Linked DNA regions of Mus musculus: all the other regions are linked to region 3. The links are chromatin loops, found by intact Hi-C in ENCODE. Cell type or tissue: left cerebral cortex. All regions are shown on one strand. Links, peaks and the distances in the headings refer to the core of each region. The heading gives the core; the rest is flanking DNA.

Region 1 (5,033 bases), core at 366-4,365, 57 kb after region 3:
AAGGAAATGCGTTTTGATGGTTTCCATTCCCACCACCACCACCACCCAGCTCAGTTTAAAATCCTGAGAGGGACCTAGCCAAGGTGTACCATGGTGGCTTCACGAACCGCTGGCCAGCTGTAACTTGCAGCCTGGAGAGCTTGGTCTAAGCTCACACTGCCCTCTGCTCTCTGTTCCTCCAGCTGAGATAGTCACAGGAGATGGGGGCAAGTGGTGCAGTGGGTCACAGGGAGGGAGGGCTAGCCTGGGCTGCTGTCATGTGTATCTCATCCTTCTGTCCATTCCAAACAGGAGCTGGAGATGCAGGCACGCGTGCACGGCCTCCCCACCACCTCGCCGTCGGGTGTGAATATGGCCGAGCTGGCCCAGCAGGTGGTGAAGCAAGAGTTGCCCAGTGAGGATGGCCCAGGGGAGGCGCTGATGCTGGGGCCTGAGGTCCCTGAGCCTGAGCAAATGCCGGCTCTTCCTCCCCAGGCTCCGCTGCCCTCGGCCGCCCAGCCACAGTCTCCGTTCCATCACCTGGACTTCAGCCATGGCCTGAGCTTTGGGGGTGGGGGCGACGAGGGGCCCACAGGTTACCCCGATACCCTGGGGACAGAGCACGGCTCCCCATTCCCCAACCTGTCCAAGAAGGATCTGGACTTAATGCTCCTAGATGACTCCCTGCTCCCCCTGGCCTCTGACCCCCTCTTTTCTACCATGTCTCCTGAGGCCTCCAAGGCCAGCAGCCGCCGGAGCAGCTTCAGCATGGAGGAGGGTGATGTTCTGTGACGCTGGCTGCCCCTGTGCCAAGGAGCAGGGGATGCCTGGAGGCTGGGAGGACCGAGCAGAGCCCTCCCATCCTTCAGGCTGCACTTGGTGTGAAGTAGCCGCCTACCCTGCCTCTCTCCTTCCCCTTGGCTGCTACCCCCACCCTGTTTGGACTTAGTGCCTGCCTGGCAGCTGATGGGGCTGGAGGAGCCCTCCCCCTCGGCTTCGGGCCCCCTCCTCTGGCGGCAGTACTATGACTATGATGGGGAAGAACAGGGGTGAGGCAGAAGAGAAATAAGAAGAAATCCTGCTAGGGGAGCCCCTCTCCTGAGCCTGGGCTCTCCTGTGGAGGACATTTTGGAGAAGGAGGTACAAGTACCTCTGAGGCAGCAGCTGGTCTGGGGGTGCCCGGGCCTGCCTTCCTGGGACTAGATGGCACCCAGCCTGTCGCCCTCAGCCTGAACTCCCCCACAAGTGGGGCATCCACCCCCATTTGGTGCTAACAGCTCTCCCCTGGTGGTATGAGGGTGGGGTGGCCAGAAGAGGAGTCTGGGTTCAGGGTGGCGAGCACCCCCACCCCCAGACCTCCCACTTTGTGCCTTTAGTAAACACTGTGCTTTGTAGTATGTTGTCCTGGCTCTGCGGTGCGTCCTCAGCCCATGACTATGAGGGGCGGGGCGGGGGCCGAGCGGGGAGGGCAGCCCAGTGGACTCCTTCTTGGATTAAGAATTCAATTGCTCCATGAAGGATCTGAAGGAGGTTCTCTTGGATTCAGAGGCCAAAGAAACAACCTTGACAGCGTGGGGCTGAGAGCATTGTCTCACTGAGGCCACATGGTGGCGCTGCAGCCATGCTGGTCTGGACCCACACCTCCAGCTGTGGTCTGAACAGCAGTGGAGGTGGGTGTGTGGCTGGCCGGCGTTCTAGCATGGCCCTCAACATTCTTCCCGGTGTTGGTAGCTACAGACCAGCTGGAGACCAGGCTGTATCCTTATGGCGATAGGAAATGGACCCATTTGGAACAGATGAGAGCACAGGACCCTGGCTGGGAGTCAAAGCTTAGGGTTCACTCCCCTTCCTGGCTGGGTCTATGCCCTAGTGAGGTTCAGGACCCGCTTTGCTCCAGGTTCCTGGATGGGGAAGTAACCTGGGCAGGGTCTCTAGAGGTTCTTAGTTCCTCGGTTTCCAAGACTCTTTAGCCAGGGACCAAAATGGTTTCCCCTCAAAGGGCCCTAAAAGGCCAAAGGAGCCTAATTAAAAAGAATTTAAATTTTTTTCTCCTCTTTGAAGAACAAGAGATCAAATCAATAATTGGAGCAATGAATGTTCAGAGAAAGAAAGGCGGTCAAACGGCGTGGTCAAGACGGCACTAGGCTGCCTGAGCTGAAGGGTTACTATCAAGGTCAGATGGAGGTGTGGTTGACCTTGTAGAGCCTGAGTTAGCCTGGCCATATCTCCTTCCAGTTCCTGGTCTCCATTGCCTGGGATTTACCCTCATGAGACCCACGGGGTAAACCCCAAACTCTGTCTGAGGTCAACTAGAGACTGGGATTTGGGGCTCATGGGGTTTGGGCCAGCACCTCAGGTGTTGTTGGATCTGATATTTCCGTCACCCTGGGGACGTGGGGACGTGGGAAGCTGCCTTCTACTTCCTCACATAACCCGTCAAACACACCCCGAGTTACCCCTGTCACCAAGGCCTGGAGCTTCCTTCCTTTGATTTGTTCACAGCCTGCTGCCTGGGCACTGGGTCAGGACTAGGGTGTGAGTGGGGTTCTGTCCACACGAGGGCGCACAGGCCCAGGCAACAGCGGTCTGAGGAGCCAGCCTGAAGACTGAGTACTCCACACAGCCTGGGTGACTTCCATCCTGCCTGGGGCTGCTGATGTCCACCCTCTGGGGTGAAATCCAAGCCAGGTGCTGCCTCCGGCAGTTCAAGCCACCAAGAAATGTGTATCTGAGACTGGCTGGCCAGACCCTGACCTGCAGTAGCAAGGGAGTCAGGCTGGGGGTTATGACTGCCAGTTAAATAAGGGGACTATGTTCTTCACCCTTAGATGATGAGTGAGCTTGGCAGGACGTCTGCAGGGTAAAATCTCATTCAGACTGATAATGTGTGCTGTAAAGCAGAGATGGTCCCTCCAACCGTTTCCTTCCAATGAGGGAGCCCCCTTTAGGCCTTGGGGACAAACTCTGGTGGGATGAGATCCTAGCAGCCATAGCTTTCTTGGGTCCCATGTGGGAGGACCTGAGGTAGGAGCTGAGCAGGCAGAGCTGGGTCATATACATGACTGCCCATCCCCCGGGCGCCAAGTTCCTATGTCTGTCTGTCTGTCTGCCCACACCAGCTGCTCCCACTTCCCTGGTTGTCAGTTCTGGATTTCTACAGGGACAACTGGGTAAGGGACACTGTGACCTCAGGATGACCTGCTTGACATCTCAGCTCCCACCATTTTTTTTTTCCAAATTGGATTCTTCATTTGCTATTTTGTAGCTTTTAACAAGCTGAAGGTGTGAGACGCTGGTGTACACACAGACAGACACAATTCTAGTCCTAGCTTCAGGAACACCTGTCCCTTGCCCTCTCTCAAGGTCTGTCTCCTCCCCTGCCCTCTGAGCCCTCTGGCCAGCTGGAAAGAGCTCTTTTAACGCCTTTCTGGCTTCCCAGGCCTCCAGACCCATAGTCCGGCCCCTGTCTCCCCTGCTCTCCTCTGAACTCATCTCTTCTTTGCTGCCTTTTCTGAGGGGGACAGTGGAATTATACAATATTTAAGCAGCCAGAGCCAGGTCCTGGAAGATATTATTAATGTAAAAGGGATGGACCGCAAATGCTTTTGGACCTGGTTACAATTAGAGGGTGATTTTTCTAAAGGTCAATGAATTCAGATGATATCCACAGGGGGGAGAGAAATTTAATACCTTTTTAGTGAATTAATTAATTATAATATTATATCGGCTTGGGGTTCTTTTCCAGAGTGATTAAGGCGGTGATCTGTCTTCTGCGAGCTGGCTGCTGTGAGGACCCTGTCACGGGCTTGGTGACTGAGGCCCTTCATTCTCCTCTCAGCCAGCCAGGTAGGGGGCTGGGAGGACGCAGACAGCTCAGAAGGGCTTCTCAGGTGTGGTGATTGGCTCTGTCCTGCTCCTCAGCCTATGTACGCAGTCGGCTCCCTGCTCTTGGTATCAAGCCTCATACCATGTGACTTAGAGGACTCTCCTTTACACTTAGGGAAACTGAGGCCCATGGATTTTTTTTTTTTTTTTTTCGAGACAGGGTTTCTCTGTGTAGCCCTGGCTGTCCTGGAACTCACTTTGTAGACCAGGCTGGCCTCGAACTCAGAAATCCTCCTGCCTCTGCCTCCCAAGTGCTGGGATTAAAGGCATGTGCCACCACCGCCCGGCTGGAGTATCAGATCTTAACTGAGCATGCTAGCCAAGGACAGCCCTGCAGGGCCATCCTATAAACCAAGTAGTCTGGAAAACCAACCCCCAATCGGGGAAGTGCCAGTGTGGCATTTGATCTTCCTGTCAGGAAACTATTATGGGGTGTGGAGTGTGCTCATGGGGCTGCAGGGCATTGCTGTCCCAGGGAGACCAGAGCATGGCCACGTTTGTCCCTGTCTTTAGTCAAACAGCCTTCTAACAAACCTTCATAGGACATCACTTTATTCCTTGGGAGACAGGCTGACAGTCATTCTGGAGCCCCAGCTCGGCTTCTTAGAGAAGTGGAGAGTGGGAGCCTGAGGCTAGAGAGGCATCACCAGGGAAGTGCTGAGCAGTCCCTGAGTGCTGACCCTAGTGTGTGTGATGGTGAGCTGACTGGAGTGCTCCCCCTGGAGGAGGAAGAAGGGAACGCTCCAGGTATGGGACACTTGTAGTGCAGAGAGGTCTAAAAGTGCAGGGGCCAAGTGAGGGCCTGGCCTCATGTGGCACTTAGTCCATGAGGCAGGGGCAGGGCTGCCTTTGCCTACCCAAGTTCCAGATGTGTTGACCGAGACTGCTCCACAAGGCCACAGCATCTGGGTGGAAAGCCAGAAACAACAAAGCCAATGAGACCAGCACTTAATGGTGGGCTCTGCTGCGTGAGAGTCTCTTTGTGCCTCAGTGTCCCCATCTGTTGACGAGATTGCAATATATAACTAATTCAGGCTGCTGTATGAATTAAAATGGGAGTAAGGGGAACTAAACTTTGCTGACACCCTTAGGGGGGATCACTGCCCCCCATTCTCTTTTAGTGGGGGCACCAACGGAAGCTCTACATTAGGCGAGTTCTTTGTTGGGGG
Region 2 (5,033 bases), core at 366-4,365, 140 kb after region 3:
TGGAAGCCTGGGTGAGGGCACTGATCCACCCATCTCCTGTCCCCAGGTCCCTTGGTCCCACCTCCCTATCTCTGCTCTCAGTTTTTCTGTCTCTCACCAGCAGCCCCAGCCCTGTCCCCATTACATGTCCCCCACCAGTCTCCTCCAACCCGCCTATCCCGGCTCTTCTTTACATTTCTAAACGGGGAAGAAAGCGGGCAGGGCAGGCAGCGGGTGCCCCTGGAGATCTGCTCTCCCTCTCTCCCATCCAACTCTTGCCTCTTGCAACTGGCCCGATTTCATTACCAATTTTAATTTGCCTCTAATTAAATCCTGTGTATTTTTCCGACTCGCTTGCTAACCCACGAGGGAGGCGGGCGGCTGGAGTGGAATCTCACGGAGCGATAATTACAAAGGGCCTAATCACGCCGGGGCTCCTGCCTCGGAATAAATTTGCCCGCATTACGGGGCTCCGATCCTCCGCTTTGCAAATGAGAATGACCCCAATTTCCGAGGGTGGCCTCGCCGGGGCTTTTTTTCCCTCGTTTCGAAGCCTGATTCGTGACGAGAGACTAATTCGTTACGCTGAAACATTAACGGCAATTTAAGGGGTCTGGCGGGGGCTGCGTAAACAAAAGGATGGGCCCACAACACAGGCCCTAGGAGGGGATGGACACAGGAAGGCTGCTGAGGACCATCCACTTGGCAGATGGTAGCTCTGTCCCTAAGAAATGGCAGCTGGCTTGGCACACGCCCACCCCCAAGCCTGGATACCCTAGGTCTAAAGCAGCCGGCATGGTCTATGGATGGGGACCAGAAGGGGTGGGGGTGGGGATCAAGAAACCCAAGTGATGTAGAGAAAGATGACCCGGAGAAGGTGCAAAATAGATGGGAAGAAACCACAGGCTACTCTTTCCCCAGTAGCATGAATGAAGTTGGCTGGCTGAAAAGAACTCTCAAAGTCAGTGTGGATCTCAAGCCAGTACAGTCTGACCGGACAGGGCAGTGTGGCACCCCCCAGGGTGCCACGTAGCAACAAGCCACACTATATCAGGACCAGATTAGGGTTGTGTGTGAGGGATGAAACAGATCAAGGTGAGGCTCTCGGCATGGCCACTGAGAAGCTATGAAAGCTGCCTGAACCAGCTCTACGCTATATTCAACTCTAGGTGATGGGATTGTATCATCTGTAAAGTCTGCCATCTGACCTGGCCTAGACGTTGGAGGCTGGACCAGGTGGCTCCTAAAACACAACGCTAGCTCAAAAAGAGGGCAGGGCTGTGGTTGCCAGGAAGTGACATCACTCATAGCCAATCAGAGTGGCTGCCCCTGCTGCATAGTCTAAGCTTTGGGAGGTTGGCACAGGAAAGGGAAGATGCCATGATAGGCCCTTCTAGTAGTCCTTTGCACATTACTAAGGTAGAAAAGGCTGGACAGCTGCAGATCCCACCCAGTGCTTGGCGGTGCCCTGGCCCGGAGGGCCTCCTCCGTTCCACTGTGGAGAAACCCGTCACACTGCAGGAGGTCTGTTTGGCTGCAGTTTTCTCACAGGCCAGCAGGAGGACCCGAGAGCCAGGGATACAATTAGAGTTCTGAGAGAGTGAGAGAGAGACGCCCTCTCATGTATCTTGACTTCCTGAAAGGGCCAATACTCCACCCCCCACTTCCTCCTCCTCGTCCAACTCCGCCTTAATTTAGATACCACCTTCTCATCTTGCTTCATAGTGCAAGACACACATGGTGCGCATGCACACCCTATATCGACCATAGAACAGTGTCCCAGCCTACATCTCTGGCCCATTTTCCTAGGTCCTTGCATTCCTCTGGTCTCCAAGGAAAATGCTTATAGCTGAAAGTGTTAAGTGACTAATTGAATAGAGACAATTACCTCCCTGCCACTGGTGAGCTGGGTGCTGTATGTATCCATTTGTGTCCCTGGGAGTGGTCTATAGACTTCAGTCTACCCATGTATTGGGGCCAGTATACACCTTTGAACCTCCTCCTAGACTGGATTAGTTATGAAATCTGGAGCCATGGATTTACCCCAGGACCTGCCACTGAGCTGACCGTCAACCCTCCAGAGGCCCTGTCTCAGGGAGTTGGAATTCTTTGTACCATACTAAAGAGAAATAATTTCTTCCCGTTAAAGAGACAGTGCGAGGCTGGCCAAGGTCATTAAAAGGAAGACACTGTGCATGCCTAGCGCACACACAGGGCTGGATTCCACACCTAGCAACTGTCTAACAGGGTGTGGTGATGTTCACTTGAAATCCTGGCACTCAGGGAGGTGGAGGCAGGGCGATCATTAAACCCAGGGTTTTAAGACCATCTGCGACAATACGCAAGTCCCCGATGTACAAAATAGCAAGTTAGGAACACTGGAGTTGCTGCTGAGGGGACCGGGGTGAGGGCTATTGGTGGACCTGGTGGGCTATTTCTGCAGAACTGTTGAGGGGACAAAGTAGTAGGTAGCCTTGGTCTCAGTAGACTGTGGCGGTTTAGAGAAGAAAGTCAGGATGAGGGAGATAGGGCAGGTCTTACCTTCCAGGTGGCCGTGTTTCTTCGGAAGTAGGCGAACATCCTGGTGAACCAGTTATAAATCTCATTTAGCGTCAGCTGCCGATCTGGAGTTTCCAGAATGGCCTGCAGGCAAGGAAAGGGCAAAGAGACCCTCAGACTAGATCTGGGGGCCTCACGGCCCTGTGTTCCACCCTTTTATGTAGCCCCTGACTCATCCTTGAGGACAGGAGACCCAGAGGCGGGTTGGGATTCCCCGCTAGGCTAATGAGCTAAGAGAGCTGAGGGTATTGGGAGCCGGGCCTCCAGAGACTGCGCATGTGCAAAAAAGACATGGGAGCCCTTCACGGTTGGGGGTGAGAAAGGGCTTCATGCGCCCTAGCCTGAGGTAGCACTATTGTTGAGGCGGTTGGGGATTTTCTTTATTTGGGCAAAGTGCGCCCTGAGAGAACGCACGTCTGTAGGAAGTACCACAGAATAGCCACGTGTGTAAGGGCATGTGCTTGTGTTTATGAATAGCAAGTGCGAGCTAGTGTACGTATGCAGAAGTGAGCGTCACCCTGTGCATATGGACAATAAAGATGAATGGGAATGGACCCAGTGAGCTCAGGCAGGATATGCTACAGCCCGCAGGAGGCAGACCGGAGGAGAGGGGCTCAGGAGTGAGGGACCTTATGGTCGGGCATCAGGAGGCCTGGCTCCAGTAAACTTGCCTTCTCCATCCTTCCGGCCTTCCATGCTTACCTGGCGGATAAGGGAAGCGTAGGTGAAGGGGGGCCTGACGTCAGCGTTCTTGTAGAACTCATGATTCTGGGCAAGCTCTGGGGGAGACAGGCAGAAGGTGAGGCAGCCAGATCGGGAACCCCCATCAGTTGGGGTTGGGGGGTACCCCTCCTACAGCAGCCTCACCTGAGGAGATGGGGGAGCAGAATTTGTCATTACTTCTCCTGCGGGCAGGGCCCCCACTGTGCAAAGAGGCAGAGCCCAGGCCAGGGGGACGCAGGGGTGTGACGGGGGCAGCGGCTGAAGTTGGGGGGTGCACGAGGCCATCCGGGAACGGGTCTGCGGAGACGGTCACCTTGGAGAATGAGGAGGAGCCAGGGACTGGGTTCAGCTGTGAGCAATGGGGTAGGTGCTGAGAAAAGCACCCCAAGAGGTTGTTCCCTGAAGGTCAGGGCTGTGCTGAGGAGGGGTCGGGGGATGCTGGGAAGTGGGGGCAGGGCACTCACTGGCTGGCTGAAGGGCTTGGGCTCTGAAGGCCGCATGTGCAGATGTGCCATCATGGCCTGCAGCCGCTCACTCTCCTTGGCCAGCTGTGAAAAGGCACAGTGAGGGGGGGATGGGTTCTTATTCCCCTACAGGTTACCTGTCACTGTCACTGTCACTGGAGACCTGGAGGCCCTCAGAAAGTCTCAACACACACACACACACACACACACACACACACACACACACACCACCCTTTCCTCACCTCTCTCACACACACCCCTCCCCCAACTCTGTCACACATACACACACCTCCCACTCCCCACCTCTCTCTCTCACACACACATACACACTTGTGCATATGCACGCACATACCTCCCTGCCTTTCTCCACTCTCTTTCACACAGACACCCCCTCCCCCCTCCCGTCACATACACATAAACACATGCACACACACACACACACACACACACACGCTCACAAACACACACCCTGCCCCTCACCCCTCCTTCACTCTCTCTCACACACACACACATCACACACACACACACACACACACACACACACACACACACACACCAGCACCCCCCCCCCCAACCAAGGCACCTGTTCCCTCTGAGCCTCACTTCTGAAAACTTGCTAAAGGCCTTGGCCATTCTTTGCCCTTCTGGACTCCCACCTCCTCAGGACCAGGAACTGACGCTCTCTCCCTTTCTCTACAGCAGTCTTGGGCTCACACCACCTTACACATGGCAATCTTCTTCCAACCAGCCATGCGCCCCTTCTCCCCACGGGAGGCTGAACAACACCCCAGTGCCTGCCTGGCTCACTACTGAAGAGGTGAGTGGGGACGGCAAATGATTCACTTCCCCCATTCATAAACCTCAAAGCATCTCTTACAACTGCCCTCTCTCCACCCTGTGAGCAGCCAGAGATGGTTAAGCAGGGACGGCTGATTCGGTGGCTCTCTTAAGGACTCGATGTGATGCCGGAGTAAGGGTTCTAATCCCAGTCCCTCCATTCCCTGAGTGGCTCCCTAGGCCTGTGTTATATGGAGATGATGGTATCCGGCAGGCAGGGCAGGCAGACCACTCTGAGGATGTCCTGAAGCACGCTGCACAGCAGGCCTGCACATTAGCCATTCACATGAGTCTTGTTTTTACTTAGCATATAAAAACAGCTCCCTGCATACAGGGCCTCAGCCTTGGCTACTCAGCCTCAGCTGTCCTCACCTCACACGATGGTGAATAAGCCCTAGAGAGCACAAGATGGACTCTGACCATAGGACCCTCCCGGGACCCTCCCTCACACCCTCGGGTCACACCTGGATC
Region 3 (5,033 bases), core at 490-4,489:
AAGTAAACAAATGTGTGAATGTCTTTCTGTTGAACAGGAGGAAGGCTCCTGCATGGTGGGTCTGGAGAGCCTCTCCCTGAACGCTGAGAGTGGCCAGCCCCTCTGGATCCTCGGGGATGTCTTCCTCAGGTCTTACTATGCTGTCTTCGACATGGGCAATAACAGGGTGGGCCTTGCCCCTTCTGTCTAGACTTGACATCTAGACAAACCCCCCCCCCACCCCCGTGCCCTTCCTTCTTCCCCTCAGCCTGTCCCATCTGCCCCGCCTCTCTGTATCCAGCTTTCCTTTTCTGGAAACCTAGACATTCCCTAATAATAAATAGTCCTCCATATTGACCAGCCTGTTGAGTCATTTGTATGTAGGGGGTGAGTATTGGGGGAGCTGGGCAAAGCTGTGCCATGTCAGATTCCTTGGGTCTCGGGGAACTGTCAGAGTGGGAGACAGGGCAAGTTCCGCTTTGATTGACCTTAGTGGCCACAAGGTTTCCCTGTGGGTCACTCAGATGCCAAGTGAAATGGAGTTGGAAGCCAGGCTTGGAGATAGGCCTGTACCCTTCTGTGCTTGGAATCTATTCACAGATTCCCTCTGACGAGATAAAACAGGCATTGAAGTGCCAGGCTTGGTGGCACATGCTTTTAATCCCAGCACTCGGGAGGCAGAGGCAGACGGATTTCTGAGTTCGAGGCCAGCCTAGTCTACAAAGTGAGTTCCAGGACAGCCAGGGCTACACAGAGAAACCCTGTCTCAACCCCCCCCCCAAAAAAAAACCCCAAAAAACAAAAAAACAAAAAACAGACATTGAGGGAGGGGTTTGTGCCTGCCAGGCAAAGGGAAAATACTATGTTGAATCACATCCCCAAACATTCCCACTGGCCTCAAGGCCACAGGAATGCCTTCCAGCAGCGTATGGAGGCGACGGTGACACAGAGCGAGGAGTTGGTCTCCTCAACTTTGAACCAGTTTTGACTAGAGTTTCCTGAAGGATGCTGTATGCATGTTTCTTTCTAACAGTTGTGGTCCTTGAGGAAGCAAGATGCTATTTCTAGGATGACACTGAGTAAGTCCCAGGATGTGTTGGAAGGAGGGCCGTCCCTCGGCTGTGGACCGCAGGGCCAGCTCTTTCCTAGGCTTTCTCTAACCAGCTCAGTGAGAGGTGTGTCGCTCTAGATTTCATTCTTAGGAGCGTCTTAGAAAGCCCCAGAAACTTGCAGTCACATGATGAGGGGGTGGAGAGGAGCAAGAGAAGAGGGAGAAGAGGAAGAAAAGAAAGAGGAGAGAGAGGAGAGAGGAGAGAGGAGAGAAAGAAAAGGGCAGGAGGCAGAGAGAAAAGAAGGTGGTGGGAGAAGAGATGAAGAAAAAGGAGGGACCACAAGCTAAGGGATATCCTAGTGCCGGGAGCTTCCAGCAGGAGGGACAGGCATGGCAGAAGACTAGTAATTCTGAGCAGTACAATGTAGGTGCTGACGCTGGTCCAACTTCTCTCACACTTAGGGGCAGGGACAAAAGGGCAAGATCCAGGTCATGTACCACATTCCAAACGGAGACAGGATATATCGTGAAAACGGTGGGCTCTTGAGCAAGGGGTTTTACATCTCACACCTGCCGGATGAAACCAAAAATCATGCTCCGAGCACAGTGGCCGTTTCCCACCAAGCAGGCAAACTTGCAGAGGGCATTCATTCCATCAGGAGTGTCTGAATAACAAAACAAGTCAGGAGCAGCGGCACACACCTCCGACTCCAGCCTTCTCGGAAAGCAGAGGCAGGCAGAGCTCCGTCAGATTGAGGGCACTATAATCAACTAATGAATTCTAGGCCACCTAGGGTTATTGGGTGAGTCTGTCTCCACGAAACAAAGCAATGGTAGAAATAACAATAAACCAGGTTTTAAGGCCAAGCACGTGAACCCTGGAGTGTGGCTTCAGTGCTCTCGCAGACCTTGCCTGGAAATCTCACAAAGAGAACTGTTTTGATTACAGTTAAGATATCCTGCCTTCCTTTATAACCTTTTACCTAATCAATTACAACAGTATCTGCTACACCCCAGGAAACGTCCCGTGATCTTATTTAAATTTCTCAGCAGTCCTTTGAAGATAACTGCGGGACTCACCAAAACAAAAGTATGGCTATGGTAAAAGACAAGGAGAAGCCCTTGCCCAGTTTCTCTGTCAACTTCCTCTTAATCCCTATGTTTTAAATCTACATTAAAAAAAAATATATATATATATATATATATTTAAACCAGGCAGTAGTGGTATACACTTTTAATCCCAGCACTTGAAAGACAGGTGGATCTCTGTGAATTTAAGGCCAGACTGTCTACAAATCTAGTTGTAGAACAGCCAAGGCTACACAAAGAAACCTTGTGTTAAAGAACCATATATATATACTTACATAAATATATATTTAATAAACTAAAGCTCTGCTTCATACTGGCTTGTCCTGAAATTATAATAATAATTAATAGAGCAACAACAATAATATTGTTATTATTATTTAACAAAGAAATCAAAACTCTCCCCAAGTGGAAGTTGCTAAGGGATAGGGTAACTTCTCAGGTTGCTGCTGGCAATTATGGGGGTGGGATCCTATATTTTTCTCACACTTTCTGGAAAAGCAGCTTGCTATTGGTCCTTTTTCAAGATGTAATAATATAGAAAGTCATATCACGGGCCATCATTGACAGAAAAAAAGAGAGAAAATCTGAAAAGGGAATAAAGACAAACGTTTAAAGTTAAAAATTGACTCCTAGGGAACAGCGGCCAGTAGAATGGAACTGCAAATCCCGGCGAGCCCTTCGCGGCTGCGACGGGGACTACATTTCCCAGCGGGCACAGCGGTAGGCCTATGGGGGGCGGTCCGCAGGAGGGGCGGGTGCTGCCCTCTGCCGGGCGCAGCGGGAAGTGGGCGCGGAGTGACAGCCGGAGCCCAAGCGCCGGGCGCGGGGCTAGGTGACAGCGGAGGCGGCAGCTGCGGGCGGGACGCAGAGAACGGAGACGGCGCCGACAGCGGCGGGAAGGGCGGACGGGGCGGGTCTGGCTGGTGGCGCGTAGCCCGAGGAGCCCGACAGCGGGCGGCGGGCGAAGCTCGGGGGCTGGGCACCCGAACTTGGGACAAGTTGCCGGAACCTCAGGGCGCCGGCGGCGGACAGATTGACCTTCAGAGCGAGGTGAGCGGGACTAGGGGGCAAGGGGTGCAGGGGGACCGGGGAACGCCGGCGCCGCACTTCCCATCCTGTGGGTGTCTGAGACAGGTGGGGGGGTAGGTGGGGGTACAGACTGGAGCAGGACAGGGTGCACTGCGCCGCCACCCACCCGCAGCCGGTGCAGCCCTGGGTACCCGGCGCGTGGCCCGAGCGATGCAGCTCGCCAGCCGGGGAGCCCCTCGGGCCCCTCCCTTCGGGCCGGGCCGGGGGACGCCTCCCCGCGACCTTATGTAACCGGGGCGGGAGTGGCCGGGGCGGGCACGGGCCTTCCTGGCCCGGGGAAGCTGAGCGGAGCTGGGGCGGGAGGTGCAGGAGTGAACTTGCAAGAAGTTTTGAGGGACTCCCGGGCCCTGAGCTCGCTCTCCCTCCCCCGATAGAACGGGGGCGGGGGGGGCTCGGGGGAGGGAGTCCGAGGCCCGAGGAGGTGTGCAGGCACCAAGGCCGGCGGGGCCTGGCCCAGCCTGGATGGTCGCGCGGAGTGGGAGGGCCGGAGAGGCGCCACGCCCCGTGGGCTGGGCTGCCTGAGTCCCGGGTAGTGTGGACGTCCCATCACTGCCTCCCTCCCTCCCTCGTTTGCCTTTCTCTCTCCTGAACCTCTTGCAGAAGACCCCTCTGGTTTCAGCCCCTGATGCCCCTGGCAAACTTCTCCTCTTGCACTATCCCACCACCCTAGGGAACCCCAACTCGGGTCGCACCCTCGGTGCACCTTGCTTTCTGCTTCCTCGAGCTCCCAGTCGTCTGCCCTCCTCCCTGAGCCACACTCTTGGTCCTCAATTCCGGAAAATACGCCCCCTTTTCCCTGTCTACCCCCACACTCGCACTGTCCAACCCCAGGCTAGCCCGCCCCTTCAGGTCAGTGCTTTCGTCTCCCCACCCCCAACTCCGGACCCCGTCGCCTCTTCCGCCCAGCGCCTCCTGGAAGGGAGCTGGCGGATGCCACCTGGGTCCCCGCCCTCGGCCCCCGCTGTGCTCTGGGTTCTGGCTTCACGCACCGCTGCCCGGAGCTGCTCGGGGCTGCGCGAGCAGGTTCGCGCCGCAGCCGCCTGGCGCGCCCCAGCCCCGCGCCCTGGGGAGGAAGGGAGGGCGCCCGCCCGCCCGCCCGGGTGGGGCTGGTCTGCGCCAGCGCTACCCCGGCCCCCGGCCTCCATTCTGCGCCTGCCCCTCACCGCGACGTCCTTCCCCAACCTGCGTCAGTTCTCGCCTGTCTTGCAGGAGACCATTCAGTGTGACAATTGCAGGACTAAACTTGAGCGCTCAGTTCGCTGGGGGAAGTGTGGGCTCCACTTGCCCGCACCCGGAGTGAGGGGCTGCTTGATGAAGCAGGGAAGGGGAGCCTCTGGGACGTGGCCTGAGGCCCCTACACCCACCCTGGCCGGGATTCCACTGGCCCAGACTAGGCACTCGGGCTGTTGGGGGGTGAGGTGGGGACGGTCTCCAGTTTCCTCTACGGCGGCCAGGTGCAGATGCTGGCAGATCCGAACGCGGAGGCCTGGCTCGATGGCCCGCTCACTCCCGAGCTGCCCAGTGCCCCGCTGGAGCCAGTCGCCATCCCCCAGGCTCTGCGTTCGGGCAGCTCCCAGTCTAGAGAAAATGAGCCAGCCATAGTTACCCGCTAGCCAGGAGAGGCAGTAGACGGGAAGGACAGCTGCCTCTGGAGCCTTTACTGTGCCTCAGTTTCTCTCGGCTCATTTGGTTCCCTTCTTTCAGCTCGCCTCCTAGTTACGAGAGAGCTGCGAAGCAGAGGGTGTGATGAAGTGCAGGTCTATTTGGGGGTTCTCCTCTGTGAGAGGAGCCGCTATGGCTTACACTTTACCGGGCCTGGTACAGC

The links. Peaks named below come from ENCODE experiments on the same cell type or tissue, not always from the same donor. Only the 100,000 strongest peaks of a DNase experiment are listed, where the experiment ranks them.
Region 1: it touches region 3 in a loop (3-fold over the local background); 7 of 42 quality-filtered maps call a loop at or near these places.
Region 2: a loop joins it to region 3, with 2.2 times the contacts of the local background. A loop is called at or near these places in 7 of 42 quality-filtered maps.

The regions. Positions count from the first base shown.
Region 1 is chr17:47,791,044-47,796,076 of GRCm38, forward strand. It overlaps Tfeb (transcription factor EB), which reads left to right. Exons shown (of 8, transcript NM_011549.3): 8 at 292-1,373. The coding sequence ends at 771. Among named protein-coding and RNA genes, the nearest start is that of Tfeb, 7.8 kb to the left of the region's middle. In left cerebral cortex, for the core only: CTCF peaks have their summits at 1,582 (motif pointing right) and 2,536 (motif pointing right); DNase peaks (open chromatin) are centred at 1,623 and 2,532.
Region 2 is chr17:47,872,115-47,877,147 of GRCm38, forward strand. Foxp4 (forkhead box P4) reads right to left here. Exons shown (of 17, transcript NM_001110825.1): 9 at 5,027-5,033; 10 at 3,726-3,809; 11 at 3,406-3,574; 12 at 3,241-3,317; 13 at 2,521-2,622. Among named protein-coding and RNA genes, the nearest start is that of Gm25201, 34 kb to the left of the region's middle. In left cerebral cortex, for the core only: a CTCF peak has its summit at 1,525; DNase peaks (open chromatin) are centred at 403, 1,553, 2,601 and 2,850; H3K4me3 peaks cover 428 bases; H3K27ac peaks cover 1,058 bases.
Region 3 is chr17:47,734,148-47,739,180 of GRCm38, forward strand. Pgc (progastricsin (pepsinogen C)) reads left to right here. Exons shown (of 9, transcript NM_025973.3): 9 at 38-331. The coding sequence ends at 190. It also overlaps a transcript of Tfeb not described here. Among named protein-coding and RNA genes, the nearest start is that of Pgc, 9.8 kb to the left of the region's middle. In left cerebral cortex, for the core only: CTCF peaks have their summits at 2,893 (motif pointing left) and 4,200; DNase peaks (open chromatin) are centred at 2,874 and 3,701; H3K4me3 peaks cover 1,681 bases; H3K27ac peaks cover 1,583 bases.